Linked DNA regions of Homo sapiens: all the other regions are linked to region 1. A link is a loop called in an ENCODE intact Hi-C map of the cell type or tissue named here. Cell type or tissue: heart right ventricle. All regions are shown on one strand.

What was found. Peaks named below come from ENCODE experiments on the same cell type or tissue, not always from the same donor. Only the 100,000 strongest peaks of a DNase experiment are listed, where the experiment ranks them.
Region 2: a loop joins it to region 1, with 2.1 times the contacts of the local background. A loop is called at or near these places in 11 of 110 quality-filtered maps.
Region 3: it touches region 1 in a loop (8-fold over the local background); 53 of 110 quality-filtered maps call a loop at or near these places.

The regions. Positions count from the first base shown.
Region 1 is chr18:31,552,066-31,560,065 of GRCh38, reverse strand. DSG2-AS1 (DSG2 antisense RNA 1) reads left to right here and starts at 3,155. Exons shown (of 6, transcript NR_045216.1): 1 at 3,155-4,103; 2 at 5,351-5,424. In heart right ventricle, CTCF peaks have their summits at 3,786 and 3,985 (motif pointing left); no DNase peak of the experiment used is centred here; H3K27me3 peaks cover 664 bases.
Region 2 is chr18:31,621,902-31,629,901 of GRCh38, reverse strand. It overlaps B4GALT6 (beta-1,4-galactosyltransferase 6), which reads left to right. Exons shown (of 9, transcript NM_004775.5): 7 at 2,781-2,903; 8 at 3,518-3,619; 9 at 4,141-7,656. The coding sequence ends at 4,288. Among named protein-coding and RNA genes, the nearest start is that of TTR, 34 kb to the right of the region's middle. In heart right ventricle, a CTCF peak has its summit at 3,310 (motif pointing right); no DNase peak of the experiment used is centred here.
Region 3 is chr18:31,973,718-31,981,717 of GRCh38, reverse strand. No RefSeq gene overlaps it. Among named protein-coding and RNA genes, the nearest start is that of TRAPPC8, 35 kb to the right of the region's middle. In heart right ventricle, CTCF peaks have their summits at 4,045 and 4,246 (motif pointing right); no DNase peak of the experiment used is centred here.

The sequences.
Region 1 (8,000 bases):
TTTTGACATAATTATACAATAGAACGCTACTGCATTCCATTGCAAAATAGTTTCTTTTCTACAAAAAGAAATGTGTTACTGGTACACACAACCTAGATGAATCTCAAAAAATTATGCTGAGTGATAGAAGTCTATTCCAGAGTCCACACTATATGACTCCATTTATATAAAGTTCTAGGAGAGGCAAAACTAAAAAAAATTTAAATAAAAAAGTCATTGCCTCTCAGAGATAGAGATGAGGCCTGAGCAGGAAGAGGTATTGGTATTTTCTGGGGTCATGGTCATTTTCACATCTTGAAAGGGGTTTGGTTACACGGGTGTATGCATTCTTCAAAACTTAGCAAATGTACACTTAAAATTGGTGCATTTCATGCTATGTGATTTTGCCTCAGAAGAAAAAAAATGTAAATAAATCTTGAACTGTAATTCAACTCTGATGTGTTCAGCGTATGGATGTATTTAAGTATACTTATGGCTATAATTTAATTTGAAATTCACCAAGAGAAATAAGATGGATTGATCAATGGATACAGACATGGATAGATATGTAATAAACTAAGAACAGTAAAATATTAATAGTGAAATCTTGGTGGTAGAAATTCAAGTGTTCACTGAAAATTCTTTCAGTTTGCTATGTGTGTGAAAAGTTTTCCAATAGAATGTTGGGGAAAATGTCTATTGAAATATGATATACCATTCAATTAACAACAAATAGTCATGCACGTGTCATATATAAAGCATTGTGATATGTACTAAAGATGCAAGAATGAAGAAAGACAAAGCTTTTGGCTCGGAGCTTTCACAGTTTCATAAAGGAGACCAAAGTACCAAATTGTTAGGGGAACAAACATGTCAACAATTTTCTGGAATCGTCTAATTTCAAGTACTTTACTTTTATTTGTTTTATGTGTAAAAGAAATGCATTTTATTATTATTTATGTTTCTGTTTCTATTTTTATATATTTCAGGGGTACAAGTGCAGGATTTTTAAATTTTCATTTTTTTAAAGCATAGTCTTTGTCATCTGGGCTGGAGTACAGTGGCACAGTCATGGCACACTGCAGCCTTGAATTCCTGGGCTCTAGTGATCTTCCCATGTCAGCCGCCCAAGCAGCTGAGACCGCAGGTGTACACCACCATGGCCACCTAATTTCTTAAAATTTTTGTAAAGACGAGGTCTCACTATGTTGCCCAGGCTGGTCTAGAACTCCTGGGCTCAAGCAATCCTGCTGCCTTGGCCTCCCAAAGTGATGGGATTACAGGCATGAACCACCAAGCCCGGCTGCAGATTGTTTACATGCTCGGATTGCATAACAGTTACATCTAGGCTTTTTAGTGTACCCATCACCGGAACAGTGAACGTTGTACCCAAGAGGTAATTTTTCAATCCTTACTTTCTCCTCCCTTCTCACCTTTTGGAGTCCCCAGTGTCTATTATTCCACTCTGTATGCCCACGTGTACCCACTGTTTAGCTTCCACTTATAAGTGAGAACATACGGTTTTTTTTTTTTTTTTTTTTTTGAGACAGAGTTTCACTCTTGTTGCCCAGGCTGGAGTGCAATGGTGAGATCTCGGCTCACCGCAACCTCCGCCTCCCAGGTTCAAGCGATTCTCCTGCCTCAGCCTCCCGAGTAGCTGGGATTACAGGCATGCACCACCACACCCGGCTAATTTTATATTTTTAGTAGAGATGGGGCTTCTCCATGTTGGTAAGGCTGGTCTCAAATGACTTTCTGTTTTTGAGTTATTTCACTTAGGTTAATGGCCTCCAATTCCATCCATGTTGCTGCAGAAGACATGATTTCATTCTTTTTTATGGCTGAGTATTATCCCGTGGTATATATGTACCACAGTTTTTTAATCCAGTTGATGGATTAAATTGGACACTTAAGTTGATGGACACTTAGGTTGATTCCATATTCAAGTACTTTATTTTTAAACGTAAGGAATTCTTTAAGTAAATGACTCCATGTTATTTTGATTGACTAATTTTGTAAGTGTTTTTATGTAAACAAACTCACAAGTTAGGAAAAAAATCTTTCATCAAATGCTGTCTTCTAATTTTGTTTAGGGAAATGTTTTTCTCATAACCATACCTTGCCTGTCTGTTGCCTCTGTGACCTATTGACATAATATTTAAAATTTACTTTACAGCAAGAAAAGGGCACTGAAAATGCACGGAAAAGTCAATGAAAGTCAGAAGAAAAAAAGGTTAATATTTAAGGTTGACTTTGGTTGGAGTTAACTTCAACTTTCCCCCACCCTCTTCCTGCAGAATCTCCTCCTTCCAGCTGAGGATTCTTTCTAAAACCTGGTTATAAGGTGTCTTGCTCACAATTGTCTGTGGCTCTTTACTGCATAAAGAGTCTGGTCCCACAGCCTTAGCTGCTGTTCCAAGTCCTCCACAGGGTGGCCTGTACCTGCCTCTTCACCCACACCTTCTGCTGTGCTCACCGCCTCTAATCCCTTACCCGCTAGCCACCCTCACCTGTGTGAGGTAAGCTTCTGATCTAGGTGGTCCTTCCTCCTGTTTACTTACTCTCTGGATTAGTTCATTTTTGCATTACTATAAAGAAATACCTGAGGCTGGTTATTTATTTATTTATTTATTGAGACGGAGTCTCACTCTGTCGCCCAGGCTGGAGTGCAGTGGCGCGCTTGGCTCACTGCAACCGCTGCCTCCCAGGTTCAAGCGATTCTCCTGCCTCAGCCTCCTGAGTAGCTGGGATTACAGACGCCCGCCACCACGCCCGGCTAATTTTTGTATTTTTAGTAGAGACGGGTTTCGCCATGTTGGTCAGGCTGGTCTTGAACTCCTGACCTCAGGTGATCTGACTGCCTCAGCCTCCCAAAGTGCTGGCATTACAGGTGTGAGCCACTACACCTGGCCTGAGGCTGGTAGTTTATAAAGAAAAGAGGTTTAACTGGCTCACGGTTCTGCAGGTGAACCAGAGGTGTGGTGCTGGCATCTGCTTCTGGTGAGGGCCTCAGGAAGCTTCCAATTATTGGCGGAAGGCGAAGTGGGTGTATCACATGGTGAGACCAGGATCAAGAGAGAGGGGAGAGAGGGGCTACGCTTTTAAAAAACAACCAGATCTCGCGTGAACGACCTGAGCGAGAACTGGCTCATCACCAAGGGGATGGCACGAATCCGTTCCTGCGGGATCGGTTCCCATCATCCAATACCTCCCACCAGACTCCACTTCCATCATTGGAGGTCACATTTCAACTAAGATTTGGAGGGGACCGTATCCTAACTATATTAACTTCCAATTTTCATCGAAAGCCCACCTGTCTAAGAAGAGCTCCTAGACATTCCCTTTCCCCTTCAACTTGGAGGAATTGGGAATGACAAAGAGAAATTAATCAAAAGAAGAATTAATCTCTCCAATCAGCCTTGGCATTTTCTTTCTATCTTTGATATGTTGTTTTTTACAGTGTCTTGGTTTTCAGAATAAGCTGTTTGTAACTACTTCCTCCACTATATTGTGAGCCTCTGGAGGGCAAGGTCTGGGCCTTACTCATCTTTGAGTAATTTTAAAGCCACTAAATAGGGCTCTGCACATAGTGAGAATTCAACATATGCTTAGTTGAATCTAATATTTCAGAAAAAGTCAACATCTATTCTTTAAGATAGCCCACAGCAGGCTGAGTGTGTTATTCGTAAATCCATTGGCCAGCGTCATTTCCTCCAAAGTGCAGCATTTTTGATAGAACCAAAGGCTCATGACTGACCTTCAGAAAGACATTTTGTATTTCACCATCAAAGAGTGGTATGGGTTTTATTAGACTTCCGTAATCCAGGTCTCGTTTCTCAGGCAACTCTGAAGCGTATCACACTTTATCTGAGAGGGTCACAATTAGTGAAGGAAGGAATTGGCCTTTGCAAGTTTGTGTTGCTCACGAACTTATTAAATTGCTTGATTTTTTTTTTTCTTCCTAGCTTTGATAGATTGACTTTGCCTCTTTTACTGCGTGCATAGTGCCATCTTGTGGCCATAAAGCATATAACACTCATAGTTATGCCACAGTGCTTCTGTTCCATCTTATTTCTGTAGTCCAGAGGATCTCTTAAGTGTAGAAACACATGGATTATTACTAGGTGAGCATACATATAGTTTACTGCTAAGCCAATTCAACCTGGTACATCTAGTTGGGGTATATCTAGAAGCATTTAAGATGCTTGTATTTTGTGCGTTTTCCAACTTCTTTCATTGAAGTATCCCAATCCAGTGTTTTTCTTTGAAAAAGAACCCATGTAAACTAGGGAAACAATAGATGTGGTCCTTGGAGAGGCTGGAATGAGAAACTCAAGATTACTTTAGAAGGGTCCAACTCAAGAGGGGTTGCAAAACCAAACTTCCTGCTAGAAGAAGCTGAAAGCTGTAGACGAGGGGCAGGGGAACATATAGGGTACGTCTTAATGTATAGCCTCGGGTAAAAAGAAAGAAGAATAAAACAGATCTTTAATACAGTGAGTAAAATCTCCAACAATCCAAGTAACCAGAATATAGGAACTGAAAGAGATTTTGAACCATTGCAAATAGATCGTGTCCTGCACTGAAACCTCTGTAGTTTTCCTCAGAATCCCTCAAACCCATTGAGAATCCATCAATTCAGACTTAACAATGAGAACTAACTTGGGCTTGGGATGCAGCAGATTAAATGTTGTCAGTTAAATGAATCATGTGCAGGTTTAGAAAACCAGTCTGAAAATTTTGTTTGGATTTTTGCAATTGTCCTGCTTAAATGTACCAAAAACCCTTACCCTCTGAGACAGGTAAATTCCTCCCACCACAGTTCACCATTCTTCCTATGACTGGCCCTCTGTTCATTCAGTCACCAGCTATTTCTTTTGTTGGTTGATACTGGAGTAAGTATGAGGTGACAAACATCAAAAAGGCCCATTCCTGCCTTCATTTATCTCAATACCCACTGACAGTACACAGGGGAACAATGCGGGATGCAAATCAATTCTTCAACAGCTTTATGACCCTAACTTCAGAGATCCTATCTATAGGAACAATGGAAATGCAAATGGTCAGTACCTGGTGCTACCTGACTTTTAGCAACAACGAAGTGGGCCAAAGTGCAGCCTGATTAATGTTTAATTACAAATATATTTCTGTTCAGAACTCAGCATGCAATCCTCGTCAACACTGGGGGACCGTTTCAAGTCTGGTAATAATTGAGAAGGAAGCAACCACTACTAATAGGCCTAAAGGAACAAGGAGAGAGCGTGGGTCCAGGAACTCAGAGAGGGAGTTGCTCTATAGAGAGATGCATGACAGAGGGAGGTAGAGGGAGAGATGCCCTGATCTCATTTTTCTCTTTCTCACCAATCTCTAGCCAAGGCCATCACTGGCCAAGCCCATCTAAAAGCCAGAGGCAGCAAGCAGTGCCCGTTGAAACATCCATAAAAGGTAAGCTCCTGGGTCTCAGAGCAGGGTGAAGAAGAGCAGAGAGTGAGTATGAAGAGGCAAATGGAAAATACCCGGCCCAGGGTGTATCTGGATTTTTAACAGAGACACACATTCCTCATCACATGGTTTTTCAATCTGGATAGGTGGGTTTTTGTAATCTGTGGAGCAATGTGAGTCCATTCCCATCCACTGATGGACTTGATACTGTATGTTTCATATCATGCCAATAATGCATTATAGCAAGTGGGGCAGGGGTATGATGGAAGGTGTGAGGGACAGAGACAATGCTGAAAGCTTCTTGATTAGCACGAGGGTAGAAAGAAAGTCAGAGATTGAATGGCATAGCAAGATCCACAAAGTGCAAGCTCAAGGTTCACATATATCATTTGTGAAATAGTAGAATATCTGAAGGTTGACTGTGATAAATTAAAGACGCATATTGTAATTTCCAGAACCATTGTAATCACCCAATGGGTTCTTCCTGCCACTGCACAGACAAAACCAATTCACTGAGACCATGACATTACAATAAAGAAAGAGTTTAATTGAAATGGGCTGGCCATACCACGTGGGAGATTGTTATCAAATCAATCTCCCTGAAAATTCGGAGGTGAGGGTTTTTCAAGGATAGTTTGGCCAGCAGGGGGATAGGGGAATGGATGCTGCTGATTGGTTGGGGATGCAATCATAGGGGTGTGGAAAACGGTCCTAGTGCACCAAGTCTGCTACAGGATGGGGGCCACAGGAGCAGTTGAGCCAAGAGTCGTGGGTATCCAGTCGTCAAAAATGCAAAAGTAGCAAACGACATCCCAAAAGGCCAGTCTTATTTTCTATTATAATAATGTTATCTGCCAGAGTAATTGGGGAAGTTGCAAATTTTGTCACTTCCCGAATAATGGATGGTAATTGTTTACTCCTACACCTTAGCAGACTAGAAGCCCCTTTCATCCTCCTAACCTGGTGGGCTTTCATTAGTTTTATAAAGGTGCTTTAGTTTTAGGGAAAGGTTCTTCTCATGTAAACTATAACCTAAATTTCTCCCAAAGTTAGCTTAGCCTAAGCCCAGGAAAGACCAAAGGCAGTTTGGAGGTTAAAGGCAAGATAGGGGTTGGTTAGATCAGATCTCTTTCATGTTGTAATTTTCTCATTGTTATAATTTTTGCAAAGGTGGTTTCACTCTGAAGTTCCCCCCAAATCTTTACACAATGATAGAAATGTTCTAGATTTGTGCTGTCCAATTGGTAGCCGCTTGCCACGTAGAGCATAGCCCTAGAATGTAAGTACAAATCTAAATGGGAAAAAAACTGAATTTTCCCTAGTGCAAACAAGGAAAACTTTCCCTTGCCATCTCTCATCTCTCTTTTCTTAGAGTATTTAGTTTAAAAAACTTGCAGTTGTTACTTCTTTCTCTATCTCCTTTGCCAGCTTTATAACCAGGGATGTCCTTCTGAAGGACCTGGGGCTATCTTTTTGAAATGTTAACATCAAGGAAGCTAGCCTCCCTATCTTCCCATCTCCATGGGTGCTCGCTCCAAATTATAACTAGCTACCTATCAGAGAGATCTAAGAAGTTTTATTATTTCTTTGAATAAAGGCAATTAGCAAACACAATAGCCCCCTCAATTACTAGGTGAGTTTAAGATGAGCTATGTATGACAAACGGTGCTGTCAAATCCTCTGACTTGAGGACAAGCTATAGTTTATCTTGTGAACAGGTATGTTCTAAATGGCTGCATAAAAAGCAAGAACTTTTTGTCTTTGCAATTTCTTTTTTTTCTTCTTTTGTGAGATGGAGTTTCACTCTTATTGCCAGGCTGGAGTGCAATGGCGCGATCTCAGTTCACCGCAAACTCCACCTCCCGGTTCAAGCGATTCTCCTGCCTCGGCCTCCTGAGTAGTTGGGATTACAGGCACCTGCCATCTGCCCAGCTAAGTTTTTTATTTTTAGTAGAGATGGGGTTTCTCTGGTCAGACTGGTCTCGAACTCCTGACCTCAGGTGATCCGCCCGCCTTGGCCTCCCAAACTGTTGGGATTAAAAGCATGAGCCACTGTGCCCAGCCTGTGGTTTCTTTTCTCTCTCTCTCTTTTTTTTTTTTAGACAGAGTCTCGCACTGTTGTCCAGGCTGGAGTGCAGTGGTGTGCTCTCGGCTCACTGCAAGCTCTGCCTCCCAGGTTCAAGCAATTCTCCCGAGTAGCTGGGACTACAGGTGCCCGCCACCATGCCCGGCTAATTTTTTGTATTTTTAGTAGAGACGGGGTTTCACCATGTTAGCCAGGATGGTCTTGATCTCCTGACCTTGTGATCTGCCCGCCTCGGCTTCCCAAAGTGCTGGGATTACAGGCGTGAGCCCCTGTGCCCGGCCCGCAGTTTCTTTAGGAGCTACCTGTGATGTGCCTCACCTTCAGGGTTTAATGCTTATTCAATGATGACACTGTTTTCTTTCTCCTTTACTTTGTGGAAAGGTTTTTTAGGTTGAGAGGAAATTTTGTTGTTAGTTATATTTCCTCAGTAAGAGCAACCAATTAAAAAGTAAACACAAGCGGGTGTAGGTGAAAGGTCAACAGAGGTGCTACA
Region 2 (8,000 bases), 70 kb before region 1:
AAGGCCATCAAGGTTCACAATCTGGTTCTCTTTTTCTTTTTTTTTTTTTTTTGAGACAGAGTCTCGCTTTGTCGCCCATGCTGGAGTGCAGTGGTGCGATCTCGGCTCACTGCAAGCTCTGCCTCCCGGGTTCACGCCATTCTCCTGCCTCAGCTTCCCGAGTAGCTGGGACTACAGGCGCCTGCCACCACGCCTGGCTAATTTTTTTGTATTTTTAGTAGAGACGGGGTTTCACTGTGTTAGCCAAGATAGTCTTGATCTCCTGACCTTGTGATCCACCCGCCTCGGCCTCCCAAAGTGCTGGGATTACAGGCATGAGCCACCGTGCCCGGCAACAATCTGGTTCTTACCACTTCTGGAAACTTGATTTCAGTCAGTTTGCTAGAATCACATTAGATCCAGGGTAACCGATTTTCACAAAAAAAAAAAAAAAAAAAAAAAAAAAAAAAAAAAATCATAAAGGGCATATAAACTAAGAATTCTAAATTAATTTATTGTTAAATTCTAAATGAATTTGTTGTCTAAATAATTTGTTGTTAACTTGAAAATATCAATTTCTAATAAAATACAGTTGACCCTTGAGTAATGCAGGGGTTACAGTGGTGACCACCTCCCCCAGCCACCGGAATGCAGTTGAAAATCTAGTATAACTTTTGACTCCCCAAAAGCTTAACTACTAATAGCCTACTGTTAGCCAAAAGCCTTACCAATAATATAAACAATTGAGTAACACATATTTTGTATGTTATATGTATTGTATACCATATTCTTACCATAAAGTAAGCTAGAGAAAAGATGTTATTAAGAAAATCATAAGGGAGGGAAAATATATTTACTGTCCATTAAGTGGAAGTGGATCATCCTGAAGGTCTTCATCCTCATCGTCCTCACGTGGAGTAGGCTAAGGAAGAGGAGGGATTGGTCTTGGGGTCTCAAGGGTGGCAAGGTGAAAGAATTGAAGATGGAAAAGGAGGCAGGAGAGGCACATTCTATGTAACTTTTATTGAAAAAGAAATTGTATATCAGTGGACTTGTGCAGCTCAAACCTGTGTTGTTCAAGCGTCAGCTGTATTCATATCCATCTAGACTAGTCCCTGGATTGGTTAGGCATCTTGGACGTTTGTAGAGAAATTAGAATGTAGCTCTAGGAGAATGGCAGTAGATCAAGGCCTGGTCTGGGCAGTGCATAGACTTCAGCTGTGGGATGAAGCCTGGTGAAGCGTCCCTGCCCCACAGTGATGGCCACACTACTGCTGACCAGAGAACTCAGACTCTCAGGTGTAGTGTCTCTCCCACTTTTACAGTGTAAGATAAACACTGCAAGAGTTTGACTTGTTGGGTTTTGTTTTCTCTTCTTTAGTTTATCTGTTATACCTTCATTTTACCTAATAACTTTCCATTATTCATATAGCACAATTGATTATTTCCACTTAGAGCAATAAATGGAATTGATAGGCTTGCTGATTTATACATGTCAATAAGCACACAGACACATTTATTCATGTTTCCCTATCTGACGATCTCAGGTTTTTCCTAAACTACTAGCCTGGGCAAGAATAATCCATCTGATGTGGGAAGTACACGGTGCCAAGAATGCTTATTGGCCCTGTGGAACCCCCAGCTAGTCTTACTGTAATACCAGAACACTAAGCTCCCAAGTGTGAGCCTTGAGAGGTCTCAGGAGAGTATGGTTGTCTTTAGGATCAGTGTTGCTGTTACCATCTTGGAGTACCTTTGACCTAGGATGAGGGCAAGACTGCTTTCTCCTACAACCCTAGGCTTCCATGAAAGAACCAGTCTTCCCTGGTCTGTGTGCCACACAAGACCCCAGCTGGCAAACAGCACGTCCTTCTCAGAATGTGAGGCGAGTGTCTAACAAAAAGTTCCCTCCTCTGAGACAGCTTTGCTGTGGTTGCAGCCAGGTTTCCCTCAGCTTGATTTTTGGGTGCTGTGCATGGTCACGTTTTCTCTGCTCTGGCATCTGCTCCCCAGGGGCGTGTTTCAGTCCATGGGAATATATTCAGGATTGCAGGTCTAGGGATGCTGCCTAAATGTCAGAAAGCCAATCTATACCTAAACACACAGTTTAGCTAAGTAAAAATATAGTTTAGAAAAGTTTAAAAACATTGCATCGTTTGACACATTCCTTGGAGTATGAGTTAGGAAAGGGTAAGGAAAATAAAATCCAAACAAAAATAGTTATTTCTGTAAATATCAATGCATTGAAAATGAATATATTTGTAAATATCCATGAATATTTTGAGAGTATAATTCCAACAGATAAGATCATTATAAAAGTAGGTAGCTAGACAATTAAATGCTAGAATTGTCTTTTGTAATTGATATTTATCCTGCTCTATATAATAAATAATGCGTTTATAATTCAGTTAATTTTTTCAGTGTTACTAGTTTAGGAACATCTGACATGCATTGACCATTATAAATATATTTAATCATGTTTACTTTTGCTGTGAAAATATACAATTTGGGGGCACTGGGTTTTGAGCCTTACAGATTTTATTTTGAGTCTTATTTGTATACTAAATATTAAATTTAGGTTTCCATAAGTGCTTTACATTTAACATAACACATGTACATGTACTTGTTTCACTAGAATATAAAAATGTTTTATGTCTTGGTGTACTTTACATTTTCTAACATAATTGTCTATATAGAATATAAGGGCATATTTTGCAAAGCACATAAAAGGCTGAAACCTTCATTTCACATGGGAAATTATTATGATTTTATTTTTAGAATACTGTGTCTTTCTTTTCTAGTCTTCCATATAAAGAATTTTTTGGTGGTGTAAGTGGGCTGACAGTGGAACAATTTAGAAAGATCAATGGTTTTCCTAATGCCTTCTGGGGATGGGGAGGAGAAGATGATGACCTTTGGAACAGGTATGTTGAGGTACAAATTGTTCACTAATAGAATTTTTATAAATCTTATTTATATTAGGTAAATTGTAGTACTTATCCATTCCAAGAACATTCTTTGGGATGGGATATGTTTGAGGTTTCTAAACCCTGTTTTATATTTCTCTTTTTTTTTCATTAAGTCTGCTTTCTGAAATTATTGGCAGCATATAATTAGAGCAGCGGTCCCCAACTTTTTTGGCACCAGGGACCAGTCTCCTGGAAGATAATTTTTCCAAGGACCCAGGAGGATGGTTTCGGGAGGAAACCATTCCACCTCAGATCATCAGGCATTAGATTCTCATAAGGAGCATACAACCTAGATCCCTCACATGTGCAGTTTACAATAGGGTTTGTGTTCCTCTGAAAATCTAATGCCATTCGCTGATCCGACAGGAGGTGGAGCTCAAGCAGTAATGATCGCTCACCTCCTGCTGTGCGGCCCAGTTTTTAACAGGCCATGGACCTATACTGGTTTGTGGCCCAGGGGTTGGGGAACCCTGGATTAGAGCATTCTTTTGTGTTTTAAAATTGAACTCACATAACCCATTTTCATATTTTATTTCTCTATATTTTCATTTCCATATATGGCATTGTAGAGTTCACTATGCTGGATATAATGTAACCAGACCAGAGGGAGACTTAGGAAAATACAAGTCAATTCCTCATCACCATAGAGGTGAAGTCCAGTTTTTAGGACGGTAAGTTGAATGTCATCTTCAGATACCAAGGTTTCCAAAGCTGTTGAATAAATGAAAGGTAAATAAAAATGCATTGAACCCCAAAAAAGCTGCTGAAGGGAATTTTCATAATGGAAGGGAAGTATTTTTTGCTGAAGGGAATCTTTACAAAAGGAAGCATTTTTGATGCTTGTTTTTAAGAGATATACGTATATATACATTAATAAATACACATATTTACGTTAAAGAGCCCGGTTAACTATTTATGTAAAAGTATTTACGTAACATAAAGCATAATGTTTTATTTATTAAAGATGTCTAATTGTAAAAGTGCAAAATAATTTTTTCAGGTGGCATTTCTTGAGTAGTAAAATTGCTAATTTAGAATAATGGTTTAGAGATTCTTAAATTATGCACAAGAACCAGAAATTGTAAAGGGCATTAAGTGCTTTAATTATAAGATGACCTTGAACACAGTCCTTATCAGTTTTCCTTTTTGAACATGTTTTGTTGCTTTTTTGTTTTTTCCTCTAAAACTATAGGTATAAATTACTAAGGTATTCCAAGGAGCGTCAGTACATCGATGGACTGAACAATTTAATATATAGGCCAAAAATACTGGTTGATAGGTTGTATACAAACATATCTGTAAACCTCATGCCAGAGTTAGCTCCAATCGAAGACTATTAAAAGAAGTGGCTGTCGTGGCAAGGTAGACCACAATGCTGGATCATAAACTTGGAGCGCGCTCTTAGTGGAGGTCAGTGATTGGCTGTGTCACAGTGCCCTTTTCTCTGAGAAGAGCCAGCAGTCCACAGTGTTTACAGAGTGGGACTATATACAGTCACCCTTCTCTCACCCGTCCTCCCTGCTCTGAGACACACCCCTGTGGCGAGCACCGCAGAAACGGGAAGCCACTACTTAAGATCGGAAGTTAAGAGAGCTCCCTCCGAAGAGAAAATTTTTATACTAAAATCTATAATTTAATTCAAGAGAATGCTTTTATTTCCGTTTAAACATATTTTGTATATATGTGATATAAATTAATGTGTGCAAATTGTTTAAAAATTAGATGTGTTGCAGTTTTGCATGTAATCGGTTATACCTTTATTGGACTTTTATAGACATTTTTTATTTGCATGAAAAAAACTCACTAAATTTACATCACTAAACAAAGGTTAACCCTTGTGTGAAATGAAGGAACTGTCAATAATTGACAGCCAACTAATACAGTAAACTGTTATACTAGTTTTGAGCTTTAGACCTCAGCCTTTTGTGTGGAAGAAGTCACAGCTTTCTTAGGCTTTAAAGGAAAAGAAGGAAGGACTTAAATAGCTTTTCTTCCTACCGGGATTACCTATGTTTTTCCTTGCTTGCAATCTCATCTGATTTTGCTAGAAATCACAACCATATTGTTTATGCATATTGCATGAGTATTACCAAGAAAAATCTTAAAAGTTGTGATGTGACATGATATAAAGGATCTCTTTATGTTAAATGTCTTTCCATGTACCTCTGGTGTGTCAGGGATTTTGTGCCTCAAAAAATGTTTCCAAGGTTGTGTGTTTATACTGTGTATTTTTTTTAAATTCACGGTGAACAGCACTTTTATTATTTCCAGTTCAGAAGAGCCAAAAAAAAGTATCTTCATTTAAAAAGAAATCAAGTCAGTTTTTTTAAAAGAATGATCTATGGAAGAAAACCCAATAGTACTTATAATATACAAATGAATTATACTATTAGATAAGAATTAAATATTCTATTTTTATAAAGATAAATACTTAGTAGATAAAAACAAATTTTAAGTTTAGTTTTCAGACATAGAATTTCACTTTTGGAGGGGACCCTTGAATGTTAGTTTCATTCAAACTATATTTTGTTTTTTTCACTTTTAAGAGATTATATCTCTGGTGTTAATTACTAAAATTTTCTTTCTAAAAGTATAATTTAATAGAATTATCTTAAAATACATGATCAGTATTCAGTGCGCTGATATTATAATGTCTTCTATATGTAGTATCTAAAAGCATAATTTAATAGCATTGTCTTAAAATACGTGATGAGTTATTTGGTGCACTGATGCCATAATGTCTTCTATATGTAATATCTTACATGTTTGCATGAGTGTCAGGGCTTTGTCCAGTTATCTTCATATGACTGTTCTCTGAAAAAAGGTCTTACTACCTGATATCAAGTACATATCTTAATTTTGGATGAATTTTTCCACAGTAAAGCCGAACAGTATTCTTTTTTGAAAATTAGCAATTATAAAGATTGTTTAAAATATCTTGATATTTTCACAAATTTTAAACAAAAAATTAAATATCTATAAAGTGAATGTTCAACAACAATGATGAGCAATAGAAATCTATATATGAGAAACGTTTGGATAATATTTGCCTCAAGGATTGTTTACCTAAAACAGAACTATGGTTATTTATCTCAGATTGTAAGTTTTATTTTGAAGTGTCATTTTTATGGCAATATTGATAACACAAATGACCACAAACTAAATCATAAAATAATTGAATCCTTACACTTTGAGAAAATGGATAGCTTCTGTGTTATGATACCAAACAAAATATTTTCATATTTATTTCTTAGAACTATTTCCAAAATATTTATATTTCAGTTTTTTTATGGTACTCGAAAAATCAAACCTTCTGAAAATTATGATATTTGTACTTCATTTGTGTATTAGTTCATTTTCTGTTTCTATTACATAGTTTTTAAAGTCAATGAAAGAGATTGAGAATGTTAACATTTGTTGATCAATGTGGAGCTGTCCACATTCGGTATCTTTTCATTTTTATATATATTTTACAGTTTCAAGAAAACTTAGTACTACTAGTATCTGCCTTATTTTCTTAAGTCTGATGTTAATTTTTGTTTCAGGAGTGAGATATAAACATTTTGCTTTTTTTCAGTTTTGAAATATAGTTTGTCATCCTGTGAAAACCACCTCGTTTGCTTTTTGTTTGTTTGTTTTGCTTTTTTAGTGTAGACCTAAAATTATTTTTGCCTATAAACAGTGAACTTAATATGTTTCTGTGAGAGTGACAGAGCTGTGCCCGTTTATCTTCATTGTATTAATTATTACATAAAGATTAACAAATACATTGCAAATGCAAATTATAGGATGTTTGGAGGATTTATTAATGAGCATGTATTGATTGCCTATTCCATATCCAGTGCAATGCTAGGTATGTCTATGGAAGGAGTATTATTACTTCATTTCTAAACAAATGAAGTCAAGCAAATTGAGATCTTTCTGAAATTATGAAGACATCTTCTGATAACTTATCTGTTGTATTTCCTAGTCTCAAAGTCAAGAAACCCGTATATGTGGACCTAGGGCTAATAGGAGGTCCCTATGGCACTAACTGGGAAAATTACATGGTGCTTTTCAACTACAGAAAGAAGTAATGACTAATGGGCCTGTCTGTAGAGAAGAAAAGGAGAAGAGTACACATTTGCTGGAACTATATATAATTCACAGTGGAGATAGTTAATTCTTTGCTAAAACTAGGGTTTTATGAGTATTTTTTAAATCTACATTTAAGTTTTTGTTTTTGTGAAAAGTTATTCAGTAAGAAAACTTTATAATATTAAGTAGATACAGTTATGTATTAAAAATTTCCTTATATACCCTTTTGCCAGCCAAGATACTGATATTTTAAAACAAAATGGAAAAATGTCCAATACAATATTCTCTTTCTGGAGGCTTCCTACAAGTGAAAGCAGATTTTGTCATTTTATTTGGCCTTTGCTTGTCTTTGATATATTTCTTTATGTGTTTTTCAAATACATACTGTTGTAGATTTATTGTCTTGTATTTGCAAGTATGCCGGTTGAGAGAACTAAAATGGTTATAGTATTGTTTATCAGAAAGAGGAAGTGTACTTAAGATTATTTTATTTATTTAGATGAAAGGCTTCTACATAAATGCACTGAAATAAATGCTAGTAATTTCTTGTATCCCACTTCTTTTTTTGCTTCTCATGGAAATGTTTGTACTTTTTTATCATTGTCTTTTATGAAATATAATGTTCTAAAGACTTTGTGTGAAGATGTAATTATTTTCCTCTCAGGAACTTTTTTGGGTTACCTGGGATTTTTGTTTGTTTGTTATCCTAAATTTTAAATGAATTATTGATGAATATCTTGGTTGACAATAGGGTTGCAATATAAGCATAAGGTAACCACAGCTTAAATACAGGTGGAGATCACCTTATTCCTTTTATCTCAAAAAGTAGTATTTAAGTATTTTTCATTAGTACAACAATTAGTAATCTATTATATCAAGATAAATATTTAAGAATTCATTTTAGCATAAATTTTCTTTTTCCTGCACAACTTCAATAAACTAAGCTGGTGTGTTATGCTCAATTTACTACTTGTT
Region 3 (8,000 bases), 420 kb before region 1:
ACCATTGGGGAAGTATAGTCCCTTGGAAAATAAGTCCTCAAAATCAAAGTAGGGAGTGTACGGGTCAAAAAAGTTTGGAAAGTCTACGAACCAATTTGCCTTTTTGAGATTCAAAACTCATATTAGTTTGTTAAAGGCCTTATAAAGTCTCACCGTGAAGAAATCTGTGTAACTCCACTTTTTCCAATGATTGGCTGCAGAACTTTTTGCTGTATTCCAAGGATTACATCTATTCACATGCCCCAGTACAGATGTCGAGAGAAGCCACTATCATCTGTGCCATCACAGTCTCTGAATTCTACTGGCAAATTATAATCTCTGAGAGAGCTAATTTTTGTCCCTGAGTTTTAACTACTGCAGTCTAACCCAGATTGTTAGCAAGAGGGGACAATGGTGCATGTGTGTAGAGAAGTATAGACCATTGACAGTAAGGAAATAACAGCACCTGTGGATTTGCTCAGTTTTAGTCTGGTGTTTAGAATTAAATTGCTCCACTATGTCTTGCTTTTGCTCTCTCATTTAAATCCCAGAGTTTCTTCCAAGTCTGTGGCTAAGACTTCTCAAGCTTCCTCCAATCTCAGCATGCTAATCTGGAGTCAGAGTGCAAGATCCCAGGGTCTTCCTTTGATGATACTTCCTGTAGCTCCACTAGTGTTACATTAAGAAGACTGAAGTCCAAAGTCCTGGCCAGGTGCAGTGGCTCATGCCTGTAATCCCAGCATTTTGGGAGGCCAAGGCTGGTGGATGACTTGAGCCCAGGGGTTCAATACCAGCCTGGGCAACAGGGGGAGGATACCTTGTCTCTACAAAAACACAAAAATTACTTAGGCTGCACTCCATCTTGGGCAACAGTCACTCTCGTGTGTGCACGCACGCACACACACACACCAGTCCAAAATCCTAACATCTGGGAATGACACAGTAACCATCTAGCCTGAGATATTATAACCCTGGGAAGTTAGTGAACTCCTCTGTGTCTGCAGTTCCTATATCTAAAATAAGGAAGTTGGACATAGATTTTGGAGATCCTCTCCTGCATCAATATTTGGGCTTTTATCTGATGTTCTTGAAACTTCTTTCCTCATTCTCTTGGCTTTCCTCTCTTCCCCCTTTCTTTATTTACTTTCTAAAGTTGTTTTTTTTTTTTTTTTTTTTTTTTTTTGAGGATCTGCTTTTTACCAAGCATTGTATCAATTGCTGGAGATACAACAGTGAGCAAATTATTTTTACATTCTGTTCCCAGTAACCACCTGTTTGGACAAAACGGTGATTCCTTTAGATCAGGCCATTCTTTTACATGATCACTATCATTATCACAGAAAACATTTCCTCATTTCAGAGAAACATGTAATCTGCTCAAAAAAATAAATCTATGCCAGGCACAGTGGCTCATGCCTATAATCCCAACACTTTGGGAGGCCAAGGGGGGTGGATCATTTGAGGTCAGGAGTTCAAGACCAGCCTGGCCAACATGGCAAAACCCTATCTCTAGTAAAAAAAAAAAAACAAAAATTAGCTGGGCATGGTGGTGGGCACCTGTAATCCCAGCTACTCAGAAGGCTGAGGCAGGAGAGTTGCTTGAACCCGGGAGGTGGATGTTGCAGTGAGCCGAGATCACACCACTGCACTCTAGCCTGGGCAACAGAGCAAGACTCCATCTCAAAATAAATAAAAGAATAAATAAATAAATATATGACTCATATTGACATTAGAAAACAGATCATGCCAGTTTCCTGTTATGGATGCTTCCTCCGATAACATTCTCCTTTCCCTCTTGGAGAAAAAACATGACATCATTTATTGCTGCCAATATCCAACAATAGCTGGTCAACATTCACTATGTATTCATGCTTGGAGTAGGTCTTATCCAGTGGAATTCTGTTCAGGCAAGAATCACTTCTGAGCTGGCAGATTGCTTCAAAGTTGAGTTAAATGAAAGTAGTAAGTGGGAGCTAAACACAGAATACACATGGACACAAAAAATGGAACTACAGACACTGGGGCCTGCTTTAGGGCAGAGAGTGGGAGGAGGGTGAGGACTGAAAAAGTGCCTATCAGATAGCATGCTTATTACCTGGGTGATGAAATAATCTGTACTCCAAACCCCTGAGACATGCAATGTACCCATATAACTAACCTGCATATGTACCCTTGACACTAAAATGAAAGTTAAAATAAATAAAAAAGAGAGTGGCTACTGATGCTAATGAAATTGATCCTTGAAAAAGGTGAAGTATCCATGTGAAGCCAGTATATCAAATATACTGAGAAGGTGGATACAAAATTAAAGGTCCCATAAAACTTTAGCGTCATATTCTGCAAGTTTGCTTTTTTTTTTTTTTTTTTTTTTTTTGAGACAGAGTCTCACTCTGTCACCCAGGCTGGAGTGCAGTGGCATGATCTCAGCTCACTGCAGCCTCTGCCTCCTGAGTTCAAGCGATTCTCCTGCCTCAGCCTCCCGATGTTGGAAACAGTGAGTTCCTCTTCAAAGGTTCTGCTTGTCCTCTATTTTCAGAGCCTAATTTCCTTGCCTCCTTGCCACTAGTTATGGTAAACAATTTTCAGCTGTTCCCAATCTGTAACCCACATCCATTCCCAATCTGTAATCCACATCTGTTCCCAATCTGTAACCCACAGCCATTCCCAATCTGTAACAACCCACACCTGTTCCTTATTTGGCACCCTTAGTTCCGAAACTGCTCTTTCCTCTGCTGTAGCTCCCACCCCTGTTCCATTTTGAAGTAGCCAAATGGGATCAGCTTAGATTGTGTGGTCCCACCCCAGCCAATGCAGACTGGACACAGTAGTAGGGACTGACTGTGTTAGGGATAAAAACCCATTCCCTTCTTCATTTGGTGTATTCTTGCAGTGACCAGAAGAACGAGCAGCGCTTCTGCAGAGGTAAATTTGCCTTGCTGAGAAATCCTTCATTTGAGTGCTCATTTTCTTTGTGACTCCGAGCTCTTATTTCCCGGGCTCATCTGGGATTCCCATTCTCCTCTGGGAAAGGGTCTTCAGTCCCCTCCCATGAGGAGAAGCATCCCACTGCCTTGTTGTGGTGGCCTCAGGGTAAGGAATTGGGCCCTACCCGGTGTGATGAATAAATCTGGACACTCAGCAATGTGGGCAGAAAGGATCCTCACATACTGCAGCAACCAGGTAACTCTGTGCACAGACCAAGGTAAGAAACGTCGTGGGGGGCGACACAGTATTTCCTTGGTGGTCGGGATAAAGGCAAGAAATCTCCAGTAAGGGAGGTTGAGCCTTTAGAGAAAGGAAAGGCAAGAAATCTCCAGTAAGGGGGGTTGAGCCTTTAGAGAAAGGAAAGGTAAGAAATCTCTAGGATGAGGGATTGGGCCTCAGGTCAAATCTCCAGGATGGGAAACCCCCAGTCTTCCTTTATCCCCTAAAAACTACAGGAAGTAAGTCAGAAACCAACTCCTCAGAAAAGAATAGGGTCCTTACCTCCAAACAGTCCACCAGAGTATGGGATCCTGTAGACCACCTTCCCCTGCTTAATGCCCCTGATCCTAACTTCCCTCCCCCTCAGACAGCCACTACTGCCCCAGATCCTTCCCTTACTCACGTTGTTCCTCCTCCTTATGACCCTGACTTTTGGGAACTATCATTGCATGAGCCTGCTCCTAAGTACCCTTCCCTAAAAGGATTTCAACGTGAGGTAGAGCAATGTAAAAAGGATATTCAGAACTTCCCTTTCCCCTCTACCTCTAGGGAATCAGCTCCAACATTCCTCCCCTTAAGAGAGGTGCCCATAGGAGGGGGAGCCATTGGCTTTGTGAATGTCCCTTTAACCAGCTCAGAAGTTTGAAATTTGAAAAAAAAGTCAAGCCACTGTTAGATGACCCTTATGGAGTGGCAGATAAAATTGACCAATTTTTAGGACTCCAATTATATACTTGGGCTGAATTAATGTCCATCATGGGCATCCTCTTTTCAGGGGAAGAAAGGAGAATAATCTGTAGAGCTGCTATGGTAATTTGGGAACACGAACATTCTCACATCAAAATGTTCCCGCCGCAGACCAAAAATTATCCGCCTAAGACCCCCAGTGGGACAATAACAATGCAGCTCACTGGGAAAATATGAAGATCCCCTTGGGCAGGGAATGCTAAAGACAAAAGATAGAGAATTGAAAAGACCGTCCCATGAATGAACTCCTTAGGGAAGCTCAGAAAGTATACGTAAGCAAAAACAAAAAGCAAGTATTATGTTATCCACCTTCCAGCAGGGGGCTCCAAAGGATAAGGCCCACTGAAATTACTCTCCATTGGCCTCCTTAACCATTTCGGATAAAAAGGCTTACAGGTTTCAAAGGGAAAACTCCAATTTGTAGAGCCTGAAGTTAAATACTTAGGGCACTTAATAAGTAAGGACAAACGAAGGATAGGACCTGAGCGAGTTGAAGGAATTGTATCCCTAACTTTGCCTAAAACTAAGCAGGAACTCCTAGAAAAGCCATTTTACCTCTTTGTTAATGTAAACAAGGGGGTAGCTTTAGGGGTACTTACCCAAGAACATGGGGGCCACTGGCAACCTGTAGCCTTTCTATCAAAGGTTTTAGACCCCGTAACCTGTGGATGGCCCGAATGTGTTCAATCTATTGCAGCCACTGCTTTGTTAACTGAAGAAAGCAGAAAGCTAATTTTTGGGGGAATTTTGGTTGTAAGCACACTCCATCAAGTTAGAGCTATTTTAAACCAGAAAGCAGGATGGTGGCTCACTGACTCAAGGATTTTAGCGTATGAAGCTATCCTATTAGAAAGAGATGATTTAACACTAACCACTGATAACTCACTTAACTCAGCAGGTTTTCTAACAGGAAATCCAAATCTAAAAGGACCTGAGCATCAGTGTTTAGATTTAATTGATTATCACACAAAAGTCAGGCCCAATTTAAGAGAGACCCCTTTCAAAACAGGACAGCATTTATTTATAGATGGCCCTTCCTGGGTAATTGAAGGAAAGAGACATAATGGGTATTCAGTAGTTGATGGGGAAGCTCTTGCAGAAATATAGTCAGGAAGATTGGCTAACAATTCGTCCACCCAAACTTGTGAATTGTTTGCATTAAATCAGGCTTTGAAACACTTGCAAAACCAGGAAGGGACTATTTATACTGATTCCAAGTATGCCTTGGAGGCGGGGTAGCTCACACCTGTGGAAAATTTGGACTGAACGAGGTCTCAATAGCAAAGGCCAAGACCTTGTCCACAAGCAATTAATCACTCAAGTATTAGATAACCTCCAGCTGCCAGAAGAGACAGCTATTGTCCATATCCCAGGACACCAAAAAGGTCTTTCTTTTGAAAGTCGAGGGAATAACCTTGCAGATCAAATAGCCAAACAAGCTGCCATTTCCTCTGAAACACCCACTTTTCACCTAATCCCTTGTCTTCCTCCCCTGACCAGTCCCCATCTTCTCTTCCACTGAAAGGGAGAAATCAATGAAAATAGGTGCCAAAGAAAATTCAGAAGGGAAATGGGTGCTACCAGACCAAAGATAAATGTTATCCAAACCCCTCATGAGAGAAGTCTTATCTCACTTGCATCAAAACGGGACCTCAAGCTATGTGTGATGCAGTTCTCAGGGTTTATGGATGTATAAGAATTTATACTCTGGCAAGACAAGTTACAGATAGTTGCCTAATATGCAAAAAGACTAATAAGTAGACCCTTAGAAAACCACCCCTTGGTGAAGAAGTCCAGGATTAAGACCATTCCAAAGTGTCCAAGTTGATTACACTGAAATGCCCTCATTCATTCGCCTAAAGTGCTTATTAGTGATAGTAGATCACCTTACTCACTGGGTGGAAGCTATTCCCTTTTCAAGTGCAACTTAATAATGTAGTCAAAGCATTGATTGAAAATATTATACCCAGGTATGGACTAACAGAAAATATTGGTTCAGATAATGGGACTTATTTCACTGTGCATGTCATTAAGAAATTAACCCAAGCACTAGACATAACATGGGAATACCATACTCCCTGGCACCCACCTTCATTGGGGAAGAGTGGAGAAAATAGAGTCACTTAACCAAATTAGTCTTAAAAGACTCAGTTGCCATGGACTAGATGCCTACTCATTGCCTTGTTAAGAATCTGAACTGCCCCTCAGAAAGATGTTGGTTTATCCCCTTATGAGATGCTATATGGGCTGCCCTATTTACACTCCACTGCTGACATTCCTATGTTTGAAACAAAAGATCAGTTTCTCAGAAATTATATACTCGGTCTATCTTCCACTTTCTCTTCTCTCAGAACTAAAGGTCTTTTAGCACAGGTGCCACCCTTAGAGTTCCCAGCACACCAGCATCAGCCTGGGGGTTATGTCCTCATCAAAAGTTGGAAAGAAGGAAAACTAGAACCAGCTTGGGAAGCACCCTACCTAGTGCTTGTAACCACTGAGACTGCAGTCCAAACAGCAGAAAGAGGATGGACTCATCATACCCAAGTCAAGAAGGTGTCACCACTTCCAGAGTCATGGGCCATTGTTCCGGAGGAGAGTCCTACCAAACTAAAGCTAATAACAATTTAACCCTCCTATACCTCCTTTATCCCTTCCATACCCAGTGACCACTTGGATGGTCTTCCATTCGACAGGGCATGAGCTTTATGGTAGCTCTCTTCCAAGACCCCACAGCCTGGGGTAATGAATTCTGCTGATCTCTTTCTCTGCTACTCCCTAAAGTCTGACACCCTGTGGGTCAGCCTCCGAGGGCCATCCAGCCTCTGTCTCCTGATGCCAATTTTACCTCCTGTCTCTCATGACAGGAGGAAAACTTAGCATTCCTTGGAGACGTAATGGGATGCAGTGAGCTTAACCCCTTCCAAGAGCTTACCAACCAGTCTGTCCTGTCCTTATTCCATCCCTAATAACATAGCCCCCAGTGGAACAATTACAAAGGCATTACAAGGCCTTACCTCTTGCAATTGTTATAGGTGTACTTATTCTTGTAGGATGCTGCATCATACCCTGTATTCATGGATTGGTGCAGAGACTTATAGAAACAGCTCTCACCAAAACCTTTAATTCTCCCCCACCTTACTCAGATAAACTCCTACTTTTAGAAAACCAAGCAGAACAGCAGAGTCAAGACATGTTAAAGAGTTTGAAGAGGAAGAATTATGAAAATCAAGAGGGGGAAGTAGTAGGAAACATTGAGTTCCTCTTCAAAGATCCATTGTCCTCTATTTTCAAAGCCTATCTTCCTTGCCTCCTTGCCCCTAGTTATGGTAAAAAATTTCCAGCCATTCCCAATCTGTAATCCACATCCATTCCCAATCTGTAACCCACATCCGTTCCCAATCTGTAACAATCCACATCTGTGCATTACTTGGCACCCTTAGTTCCGAAACTGCTCTTCCCACCGCTGTAGCTCCCACCCCTGCTCCATTTTTATGTGGCCAATCAGAATCAGCTTAGGTTGTGCAGTCTGACCCCAGCCAATGGGGACTGGACACAGTAGTAGGGACTGACTGTGTTAGGGATAAAAACCCATTCCCTTCTTTGTTCAGTGTGCTCTTGCAGTGACAAGAATGAGCAGCACCCTTCTGCAGAAGCACATTTGCCTTGCTGAGAAATCCTTTATTTGAATGCTCATTTTCTTTACAACTCTGAGCTCTTATTTCCAACACTGAGTAGCTGGGATTACTGGCATGTGCCACCATGTCCAGTGAATTTTTGTATTTTTAGTAGAGATGGGGTTTCACAATCATGGCAAGGCTGGTCTTGAACTCCTGACCTCAAGCGATCTCCCCACCTTGGCCTCCCAAAGTGCTGGGATTACAGGCATAAGCCACCAAGCCCAGCCTGTTTGTTTAAGAGACAGTGTCTTACTCTATCACTCAGGCTGTGGTACAGTGGCACATTATAGCTCATTGCAGCCTCAAACTCCTGGGCCCAAGAAACTTCCCATCTCAGTCTCATGAGTAGCTAGGACTATGGGTGCAAGCCATCACAACTGGTTAATTTAAATT